Regions from separate parts of the Homo sapiens genome. Here region 1 is linked to region 2. A link is a loop called in an ENCODE intact Hi-C map of the cell type or tissue named here. Cell type or tissue: heart right ventricle. All regions are shown on one strand.

Region 1 (5,000 bases), 120 kb before region 2:
GTTTTTCCATCTGTCACCTGGAGTTGTTACCCTTGCTCTGTGTGCTTTGAGGGATGGTGGTGAGGACCAGTCTGGGGCCCATGGCAGGTGGGATGGGGTGTGGGGTGTGCAGGGTGGCTGGGCTGCCAGGCAGGCTCTATGGGCTACATGCGGACACAGTGGGCCTCTTGAGGAACGAGACTGTGTCCTCTCAGCATTGAATCTCTGTGCCTGGCCTAGAGGTGCTGCTGAACAGCGTCTGTTGAACTCACAGCATGCAGAGTGGCCCACGGCACCAGGTCAAGTCCCTTCACACTTTGAAATTACTTAACAAAATATGATGTCACCTTTGGAAAATGGGTTACTGGTAGGGATTGAGGGCAATTTTGTCCTTCCAGGGGTTAGGTACAGAAAAGCGTCCTGTACTGGGGCCCCACCGCTGGGCTGGCCTGAGGATGCAGTTTGCAGGGACTCGGTGGGGACCCACCACACGCAGCGGCTGGTGCTGCACGTGGGAAGAGGGTGGGCTGCCAGCCCTGGAACCTGCCCTTCAGCCACTGGCCATCTTTGGGGACTGTCACTTGCCTCCCCACCTCAGCTGGAGGCAGAGGTCACCAGGCCAGGTTTCTTTCTGTTGAGTGGGTGAGCGAGGGGATACTAAGGAGTCTTCAGTAATGGCAGGGGGTGGCAGGGTGGGGAGTGTTGCTGTCTGGCTTGGCTTGATGAAGACCCTGAACCTGGCCTTGTTGGCTCTTCCTTTTTTTTTTTTTTTTTTTTAGAGACAGAGTCTTGCTCTGTCACCCAGGCTGCAGTGCAGTGGCGCAGTCATGGTTCACTGACTGTAACCTCTGCCTCTTGGGCTCAAGTCATCCTCCCACCTCAGCCCCCAGGCCTGAATGACTGGGGCTACAGGCATGTGCCACCACACCTGCCTCTTTTTTGTTGTTGTTTTGGTAGAGACAGGATCTTGCTCTGTTGCCTGGGTTGCTGGCTCTTCTTATTTCTCCTCTGGGGCTGTCTTCTCCTGAGCCTCAGCTGAGTCCAGGTCTTCAAGCATGTGGCCTCCTCGGTGGACAGGAGGCCTGGGTTCCTGCTTGGGCTCTGTTGCCTACTCTCCATGTGACCATGGCAGGTCATTTCACCTCTTTGACCTCAGCCTCCCTTTCTGGAAGGCAAAGGGGTTGGCACAGGCAACCGAGGTGTCCTGTGAAGCTGGAATGAATGAAAATGCAAGGTGCACATGTTTGTCATTCATTGATTTGACAAACGGTTATTACACACCTACTAAGTGCACTGCGCTAGGTGCTGGAGATGCCATACAAAGGGCAAAAGCTCCCGTCCTCATGGAGTCTGCACTCTAGTGACGGAGATCTGCGGCAGGCAGCACACACATCAGGGCCGTGGTCTGTTGGACAGCGGGGTATCCGTTGGGAGAAGCGGAGCCTCTAAGTGTCACATGTTGCAACTATCTGAGGCTGGTATTACACGGGGAGTAAGAAGAATTTTAGCAAATTCTTGTAAGAATTTGCTAAAATTCTTCTTACTAAAGAAGGTACAGAAAGGCACGTTTTAAGAGAAAGTATGTAAAAGGTAAAGAAAGGCAGATTTTTAGAGAAAGTATGAAAATACATTGCAAGGGTGCAGTGGGCAAGTTAGCAAGAGAAGTGCTGGTTGCAAGGAGACAGAGGCTGGCTGGGGATTTTTTAGGACAGTGCTTGTGCTGTTTGCTGAAGAGGGCTTTGTGCAGTACTGATAATGCCGAGGTTGCAGTGAGCTAAGTTGCATTTTTCTATCAGCCGAGGGTCTGGTGATAGCTGGGCACTGGAAGATTGTGTCATTTGCGTAGGAGGGCCGTGTCCCTGGACCATGAAGAAAGGCAGACTTGGAGCTTATCTGCTTTCTCTCTTTGCTTTCTCCTGGTCCCGCCAGCCTTACCCCTTTCCCTAATTAGGACTCCACAGTTATGAGGTGCCGACGGGGCGGTATGAGGGCTTGCAGTGAGGGGTGGTTAGGCAGGGACTCCATGAGAAGGTGGTGTTGAACAGACCTGAAGGAGGAGCTGTGCTGGCATCCGGGGGAAGAATGGTTCAGACAGAGGGTGTGGCTTGCGTGCAGTCCCCGAGGTGGGAGCTGTGTGTTTGAGGAGCAGAGCTAGGGAACTGGAGGGCAGGAGAGGAGGGTAGAGGTTATGGGGACAGGAGGCAGACTGTGGGGCCTTTTCTGGGATTGCTGGGACTTTGGCTTCTACTCTGAGTGCAAAGGAAGAAATCACAGGGTTTTGGGCAGACGCTTACTGTTTGTACAGTCATTTAGGTGCTGTGTTGAGAATAGACAGCAGGGGGCGGGAGAGGTGGCAGGGGGCCAGCCAGGGGCTGTCGCTGAGTCAAGGGTGTCTGGGACCAGGGTGGTGAGAGGCGGTCAGCCTCTGGAGGTGTTTCGAAGTGGAGCCAGTGAGGTTTCCTGACTGACTGGCCGTGGGGTTGAGAAGGGCGAAGTGAAGGAGGAGTCCCGGGTTCTGGCCTGTGTACCTGGGAGGTTGGAGTTGCCACTGAGATGGGCAGGCTTATGGACGCAGCAGGTTTGGGGTGTGCTCAGGAGGTTCACTGGGACATGCTTTGTGGGTTTGGGCTGCCTGACCCTTATCCATGCGGAGCACTTGAGCTGCTGGCATGTCCAGTCTGCAATCCTCAGAGTCTGTCTAGGATCTGGATTCAAGATGATACTAGAAGCTGTGAGCCAGGACAAGAGGGCCTGGGGAGGAGTGCTCACTGAGCGCCTGCCACATACCAAGTTCTCTGCAGACCCCCAGGGCGGTGGGGAGAAGGGGGAGGTGTAAACCTGGTTATTGGCTGGTGCCCGCCCCTGGGTTTATGGTTGTTTTGAGACAGCCCCTGCCTTGATGAAGCAATTAGAATCTGTTAAGATGGAATTTAGTGCAATGTTTAATTGAAAGGTTCAGCCTGAGGGCAGAGGAGGCTAAGAAGGGCAGGGCTGTTGGGCTGGAAGGCCCGGAGCAGGCTTGCACTTTGGGAGAGTGGGGGCTTGTCATAGGCCTGGAGGGAACCCGACCAGGCAGGAGGAACAGCATGGGTGAAGGTACAGAGACAAGAGTGAGCAGGGAGTGGTGGGCTTGACTGTGGCCAAGTGGGGGAGGGTGGTAGGAAGAGCTGGGGTCTTGGGGCTCATCTCCCAGCTCAGAACTCTGAGTTTGGGCAGGATGCCTACTCTTTGAAGGGTTAACTAAGCATGTGCTAAACAAACAAATAAACAAACAAACCAAAAACAACCTTGCTGAACCTCATCTGCAAAATGGGACAGTCCCGCCTCCTTCACTGGGTTGCTAGGAGAATGTGTTAGGGTCTAATCCTCAGGTCAGGATGTGACGCGCTCGGCCCGCAGGTGGCACTCAGTAGACCCTGACGCACGTGTTCTGCTTGTGTGGTAGCCTGGGGAGGCTCCCCAGCCCTGCCTCAGTGGGCCTCTCCCTGGTGGCCCGGCAAAGAGCAGAGCTTCATGAGAGCCCCTGCTGGCACTGCTGGGCTGCCTCGATGCCAGCCAGGCCGGAGGCTTGAGATGCCCGAAGTACCCAGTGCCCCGGCCACCTCTCCTGGCCCTCTTCTATTTTAGGGCTCAGTCCAATGGATGAGGAAGCCTTGTCCGGCTCCACCACAGCTAATGACAGCCTGGCAGGCCGTATATAAACAGCTCCACTATTTTTATCAACAGGAGGTGGCTGACCCGTCCTCCCCAGGCAGTGTGCTAACATGGGGGACGGTGTTAAGGAAACCAGGGCCTTGATAGGAAGATGGGCAATTGTCTCAAATCACAGACCTGTGATCCAGCAAGATGTGCCCTCGGAACCTTCTGGGGGCGGGGGTCAGGCGTCACCTGTACACAGTGGTCTGAATTTGGAGATAATTCTACCTTTGCCAGTAGAGCTCAGAAGGAGCCACTCCACCTCTTACCCCAGAGAATCTTTCTCAGACCTAATCCTTACCCGTGTCTCTTGCAACAGGCAGCCTCCATCCCCACGGCTGTGGGAGAGGATCGTGCTGGTGCGGTCGTGTCCATGGCACAGAGCCAGAGCTGAGGGCGTTTCACGCCCATAGCACATTGCCTCTGAGCTCTTTAATTGAAAGCAGTTTAGAATGGCTCTTGCCCGGTGGAACTGTGGGTGATTTCCTTTTCTTCCTTCTAAGAAAATGTTTTGAAATAGGCTCCAGGCTTTCGGATGGAGCTTGGGGAAGGATAGAAGCAGCCTAAGGGGTGGGGTGGAGAGCGGCCAGTTGCATTGTGGCGCAGACCGTCCATCCTTGCAGATAGGTGGGGTTGCGTTGTATTGGCTGCGGTTTATATTTAGGTAAAATCTTTGTTGTTGTTGTTCACTCCCCAGTCTCTAAGCAAATCCTGCCCCCAGCGGCCCCAGCACTTCTGTGGCAGCCATGGGCCATTCCCGCCCTCAAATCCCCAGAAACCCTCACTGGCCTCTGTCTGCAGGGCCAGGCCTTGGCTTGGCCTCCATACCCACTCCAGGCCTGGCCTCTCACCTTTACCCCTCCCCTACCGCCATGAGCTCCTCCCACTCTGCCCACCCTGGGAGGGGGTTCCCTGGGGACTCACCTCATTCTCGGGCCCCCTTCCTGCCTTTCATGCCCTCCGCCACTCAAGGCACCATTCTGCCTCCTCTCTGTAGACCTCACCCACCCTAGATGTCCCCTCTTCCTTGAGCCTGCAGCTGCTGTGGCTGCTTTGAAATTATTTCCATCCCCCTCCAGGCACGGAGGGCAGGGCCTGTGAGTAGTTCATCTTTGCATCCCCAGTATGTGGCTTGGGTGATGGGCACGGTGTAGTGGTCCCTCCCTGCTGGATGGATGAGCGGATTAGTGAGCTTTCTGTGGTGCACACGTGCCTTCTCATCCCTCACTTTGCTGAGAAATCCTACTTCCATAAACCTGGGGCCTGTGAGTTTAAATGGCAGAACCAGGACCTGAACCCAGCTCATGGGACTCATGTCTCCCAGG
Region 2 (5,000 bases):
CCTGTGTCCCGTGACAGCAAGGGGCTGTGTCCCAGTGACCCAGCTGAGCTCACCTTTGGACTCAAAGGCCACGGTGTAGCATTTCTGATAAGATTGAACTCTGCATCTTTACATGGTCTCTGGATTTTAATCCCATATTCTCTAACATCTCAAATGCCAAAGTCATTCATTTCAAAAAATTTGTACTGAGTGCTGACCATGGACAAGGTCCACAGGAGATCATAAAGAAAATGAAAGTGACACAGATAATGACAGCAACAGTAACGGGTTCTTCCTGTGGCCCAGACACAGCATGCATATGTGTATGTGCTTTTATTAACTCCATCCATTTGCAGATGAGGAAACTGAGTCATAGGCGGAGATACGAAGATAATACAGATAGCTTCCATTAGTACAGGACTTTATAGTTTACAAAGCTCTTTTGCTTCCTTCAATCTTCTGAAGTGTGTATGCAGATATTGTTATTACTCCTGCTTTGCAGAGAGTCAGGTCCCTGTCCTCGAGGAACTTGGGTGCCATGCAGGGGGAAACCCACCAGTAGTTTCAGCATTCACTTGGTTTTCTAGAACACAGTGGGGATGGGTGCTCAGTAAATGGGAGTGATTGTTTTCTTTGATGTCAGAGAAGGTGACATTTGAACTGGGCCTTGAAGGATGAGTAGAAGTTTGCTGGGGTCAGGGGGTGGGGAGGGCCTTCTGGGCAGGGGGAAGAGCTTGAGCAGGCTAGTGATGGTTGGGCAGAGGAAGGAGCACCATGTCAGGTGGGGCTGGGGAGTGGACCCTAGAAGACACGCGGGGCAGGGGGGCTTGGTCTGACCTTGAAGGAAGGGCAGGATGGAAGAAGGGGTGTGGGGCAGGGATGGGGTAGGTTGCTCTCTTGAAGAGGCTGGGCTGGGAGTTGAGAGATAATGGCTGCGTGACTCTGAGCAAGCTGGCCCCTTCTCTGGGCCTCAGTTGCCTCCTGGGTGCATTAAGGAAGCTGGGATGTGTAAGCTCAGACCCCTTCCAGCTCTGGCATTGGTGCTTTGTGGCATGGGGCTGACCTTGTTGGAGTTTGGAGCCAGGCCCCTGTAAACCTGTAGTTGATGGCTCCCTCCTACATTGTGGTTAATTCATGCCTAACACTGGGGTATGGGATACTTTGTCTTACTTCCCACCCACTGTTATGGAGGGCCTTCTGGGTGTCCTAGCTGTGGGAGGGGAAAGAGAAAGATCCAGGAATGAAAAAGCAGGGCCCTTGCCCTGGAGGGGTTTGTAGGCTAGTGGGGACCCAGACATAAAAGCAAACTTGAGAATCTAGTGAGAGGCAGCAGGAGAAGGACCTGTTTAGTTTGGTTAGGGCATCTAGGAAGGTTCCCTGGAGGAGGTAGCAATTGCTCAAGACTGTTCAGACATTATAAACATGAAAGATAGTGCCAGGCCCCTGACCAGCAGAAAGAATGACTGACCCAGCCAGTCTTGAGGATGTCCAGGGGCAGGAAATAAGGGATGTGGGGGCGGGGCCTGGTCCTGCCTGCAAAGTGCTTCCTCTGGGGTTGTGGGCAGCTAGCCTGGGATGCTGTTAGACCTGAGAGTCCCAGACTGGGAATGTGTCCAGTGACCTGACGGGCCACTCTTCAGAGCCACTAACACTCTGCACCTGGGAGGAACATGGGGTGGGGATCAGTTCTTTGCGGATCCTGGAGAAGTTGTGGCGTGCAAGGTTGGGGTCGGCAGAGTGGGGTCCCTGCTTCTCAGTGGGGCTGCATGCTCACTGTGCCCATCTAGAATCCAGGCCACCAGCCTCCTGAAGGGTTGCTTCTCCTACGGCCATCTCTGCCTCCCCAGGCCCTGGGGCCTGATGCCCTGCGACGGGGTGACGGGAGCTTGGCTGCACCGTGTTTCCCCCTTTGCCTTCAGTGCCTCTGTGAGTCAGGGCCTGGCGCGGAAGCAGCCACACGTGTAAGATTTGTCACCATCTGGTTCTGTTTTCCACTCTCTGCAGATCTTGCATTTTTGATGGGTTATACTGAGTAGACCCTGGCAGACGGCTTTGGGAGGGGCAGGGGAGGCTGCATCCCAGCCCAGCTGCTCACCACTGAACAAGTCACAGAAGCTCCTTCGGCACCTCCCTGTTGTCTTTAAAATGGGACTACAGTGTGGGGTGGGGCGGGGGGAGTTGAGAACTTCAGGGTAAGGGCCTTCTTTATGGGAGGCTGAAAATATTTTAAAATTGTGGCAGTGGTTACACAATTCTGAGAATATACTAAAAACAATTACAATATGCACTTTAAGTGGGTGAATTATATGGTATGTTATATCTCAATAAACCTGTTACTGGCTGGGCGCGGTGGCTCATGCCTGTAATCCCAGCACTTTGGGAGGCTGAGGCAGGTGGATCACCTGAGGTGGGGAGTTTGAGACCAGCCTGGCCAACATGGAGAAACCCCGCCTCCACTAAAAATACAAAATTAGCCGGTCATGGTGGGGATGCCTGTAATCCCAGCTACTCAGGAGGTTGAGGCAGGAGAATCGCATCGCTTGAACCCGGGAGGTGGAGGTTGCAGTGAGCCAAGATTGCACCACTGCACTCCAGCCTAGGCAACAAGAGCGAAACTGTCTCAAAAAATAAATAAATAAAAAAAATAAAATAAACCTGTTACTAAAAGCACCTGGCCTATGGAAGGGCCCCACGAAAGGTGGTGTTCGTAATTCCAAGGAAATAGTCTAGTTTGGGGGAAAGAGCAGGATGTGCTCACTCCAGCACAGATCAGCTGTGGGACCTTGAGCGAGTGTCTTCATCTCCCTATGCTTAGATTCCTCATCTGTAGGAAGGGCAGAGGAACAGTTGTCTATGGGGTTGTTCAGAGGATTAAATGAGATAAGGCAAAGTGTAGGGCATGGTTTATGGCAGGGCCTTAAAAATGGATAAAAGTCTGCAACCTCCGCCTCCTGGGTTCAAGTGATTCTCCTGTCTCAGCCTCCTGAGCATCTGGGACTACAGGCGTGCACCACCATGCCCAGCTGATTTTTGTATTTTTAGTAGAGTCAGAGTTTCACCATGTTGGCCACACTGGTCTCAAAATCCTGACCTCAGCCTCAGCTGATCCACCTGCCTCTGCCTCCCAAAGTGCTGGGATTACAGGCACCGCACCCAGCCAATCGTGATTACTTTTTAACAGTGATTATTAATAATGATAAATATTACAAATATCATCAGAGTCCCTTTATTGCAATGATATATAGATCATTGGCATTATCTGACTGGCCCTTGGCCAAGTCCTGGGGATGCAGGGATGAAGCTCAGCCCTCTGCCCCTGTATTCCAGAAGCCCACGGTTTAAAGGGGAGGCTGAACTGCACAGTAGACAGTAAAAAGCAACACAGACCATACTAAGCTTCAGTGATTTGTGGGAATACAGGGAAGCATAATGCATGCCAGGGGTGGCTTGGAGGTGAGTACTGAGAAGGAGGGGTGCTCAGGGAAGGCTTCCAGGGTAGGGGACATTTGGGCTGGGTTTTAAAGGATCAGTAGGGGTTTTCAAAGCCACGGAGTGAGAATTGTAGTCATTCTGTAGGGAAGGAAATCCTGTGTCTCTGCAAGATTCAGGAAATGGCAGGTCATTTCAGCTCTCCGTGGGAGAGGGAGAATGGTGAAAATGTAATTGGAAAATGTCAACCTCACCATGGAGCTTGGCCTTACCCCTGGCATCATGGGGAGCCATGGAGGTTTGTAAACAGGAGTCACATTAGTGTTTGAGAAAGACACTCATCCTTCCAGCTCGATGCTGGTGCACAGCAGACTTGTCTGTGGCTTTTTGGTCTCCTGTGCCAAACACCTGTCCTTGCCCCGGGGGCTGCTCTTGACTGGCTGGATGAGTGAGTAGGCGTCCTGTGGGCGCCCTGGGAAGCTGCGGGTCGGCTCCACATTCCACCCTGCTTTGGAGGTGTGGAGTGTGGAGGCTTGGAGTCTCACTGTGACCTACCCCCTCCCAGACACCCAGCTGGCTTGTCCCCTTACATCTTGACCTGCAGGCCTCCTGCCCTCACACATGTGTGCCTAGAGACCCTGGGAGGGGCAGGGGGCACCAGAGCCCTGTGTGTGGCCCCACATTGGTGCAGACCTTGCTGCCTTGCTGACCTGCCTCTCTAGCCTTATGGGCTCCAGCTCACAGATGGCTGTCCCCGCCCCTGCCCTGTCCAGGCTGGCCTGCTCTCGCCTCACTTTTCAGCCCCTTCCCTTGGCTGTGCTGTTCACACCTTCCCTGTCCCCTCACTTGATGTATGTCCCATTTCAACTACCAGTTCCTAGAAATCAGAGACTGTCTTAAATGTGTGCATTTCCTGGAGCATTGAGCATAAGTCTGGGCCCCTGGGTTGGAGGGGCAGGAGGTGGAAATTTCAGATGCACCAGGAGTAAGCAGGTAACAGAAGAAAGAGAAGAGGACCGGGTAGTCATAGGGGGTGGGATTATGGCAAAAGGGAGAGGACTTGCCCACTCCAGTGTCACTCTGGTATTATAAGAGGTTTGAGTATTGTAGGAGAAATGGGAAATATGGATTTTTAGGTAATTCTTAAGCCATTGTATGAACCAAACCCAGCAAGGCTGTTAGCTGGAGGCCTTGGGTTGCTTGTGAGCTCAGCAGCATGTGCTGGGGGGTGAGTGTGACCCTGGAACCAGCCCGCCTGGGCTGAAATCCCAGCTCTGCCTGTTACATGCCATGACCCTGAGCAGTTAGCTCACCTCTGTGTGGTTCGGTTTTCTCATCTGGAAAGTGGGGATCATAATAGTAATCACTTCATACAGTTGTCATGTGTGTAAAGGGTTTAGTGCAGTCCCCAGTACACTCAGCTGTTGCTATTACATGGTGTGGATTACTGGTTGGTTGAGTCTACCAGGTCTGAGGGGATGGTGGCAGGAAAGAAGTCAAGAGCACCCCATTTTTCTGGCTGCCACTCCCAGAGGGGTCTCTGGGTTTTCAGTGGGGCACACAGAGCCCGTGTTGGCCTTGGACCCCCTCAG

The links. Hi-C counts contacts between places; a loop is a spot of excess contacts. Peaks named below come from ENCODE experiments on the same cell type or tissue, not always from the same donor. Only the 100,000 strongest peaks of a DNase experiment are listed, where the experiment ranks them.
Region 1: it touches region 2 in a loop (2.4-fold over the local background); 39 of 110 quality-filtered maps call a loop at or near these places.

The regions. Positions count from the first base shown.
Region 1 is chr10:70,557,195-70,562,194 of GRCh38, forward strand. The region is part of intron 18 of PALD1 (phosphatase domain containing paladin 1); the gene reads left to right. Among named protein-coding and RNA genes, the nearest start is that of PRF1, 43 kb to the right of the region's middle. RefSeq lists enhancers at 1,985-2,928, 2,929-3,872. In heart right ventricle, a CTCF peak has its summit at 2,308 (motif pointing right); DNase peaks (open chromatin) are centred at 2,337 and 4,027; H3K4me3 peaks cover 506 bases; H3K27ac peaks cover 2,479 bases.
Region 2 is chr10:70,677,803-70,682,802 of GRCh38, forward strand. The region is part of intron 2 of ADAMTS14 (ADAM metallopeptidase with thrombospondin type 1 motif 14); the gene reads left to right. Among named protein-coding and RNA genes, the nearest start is that of ADAMTS14, 7.8 kb to the left of the region's middle. RefSeq lists an enhancer at 4,807-5,000. In heart right ventricle, no CTCF peak of the experiment used is centred here; a DNase peak (open chromatin) is centred at 1,941.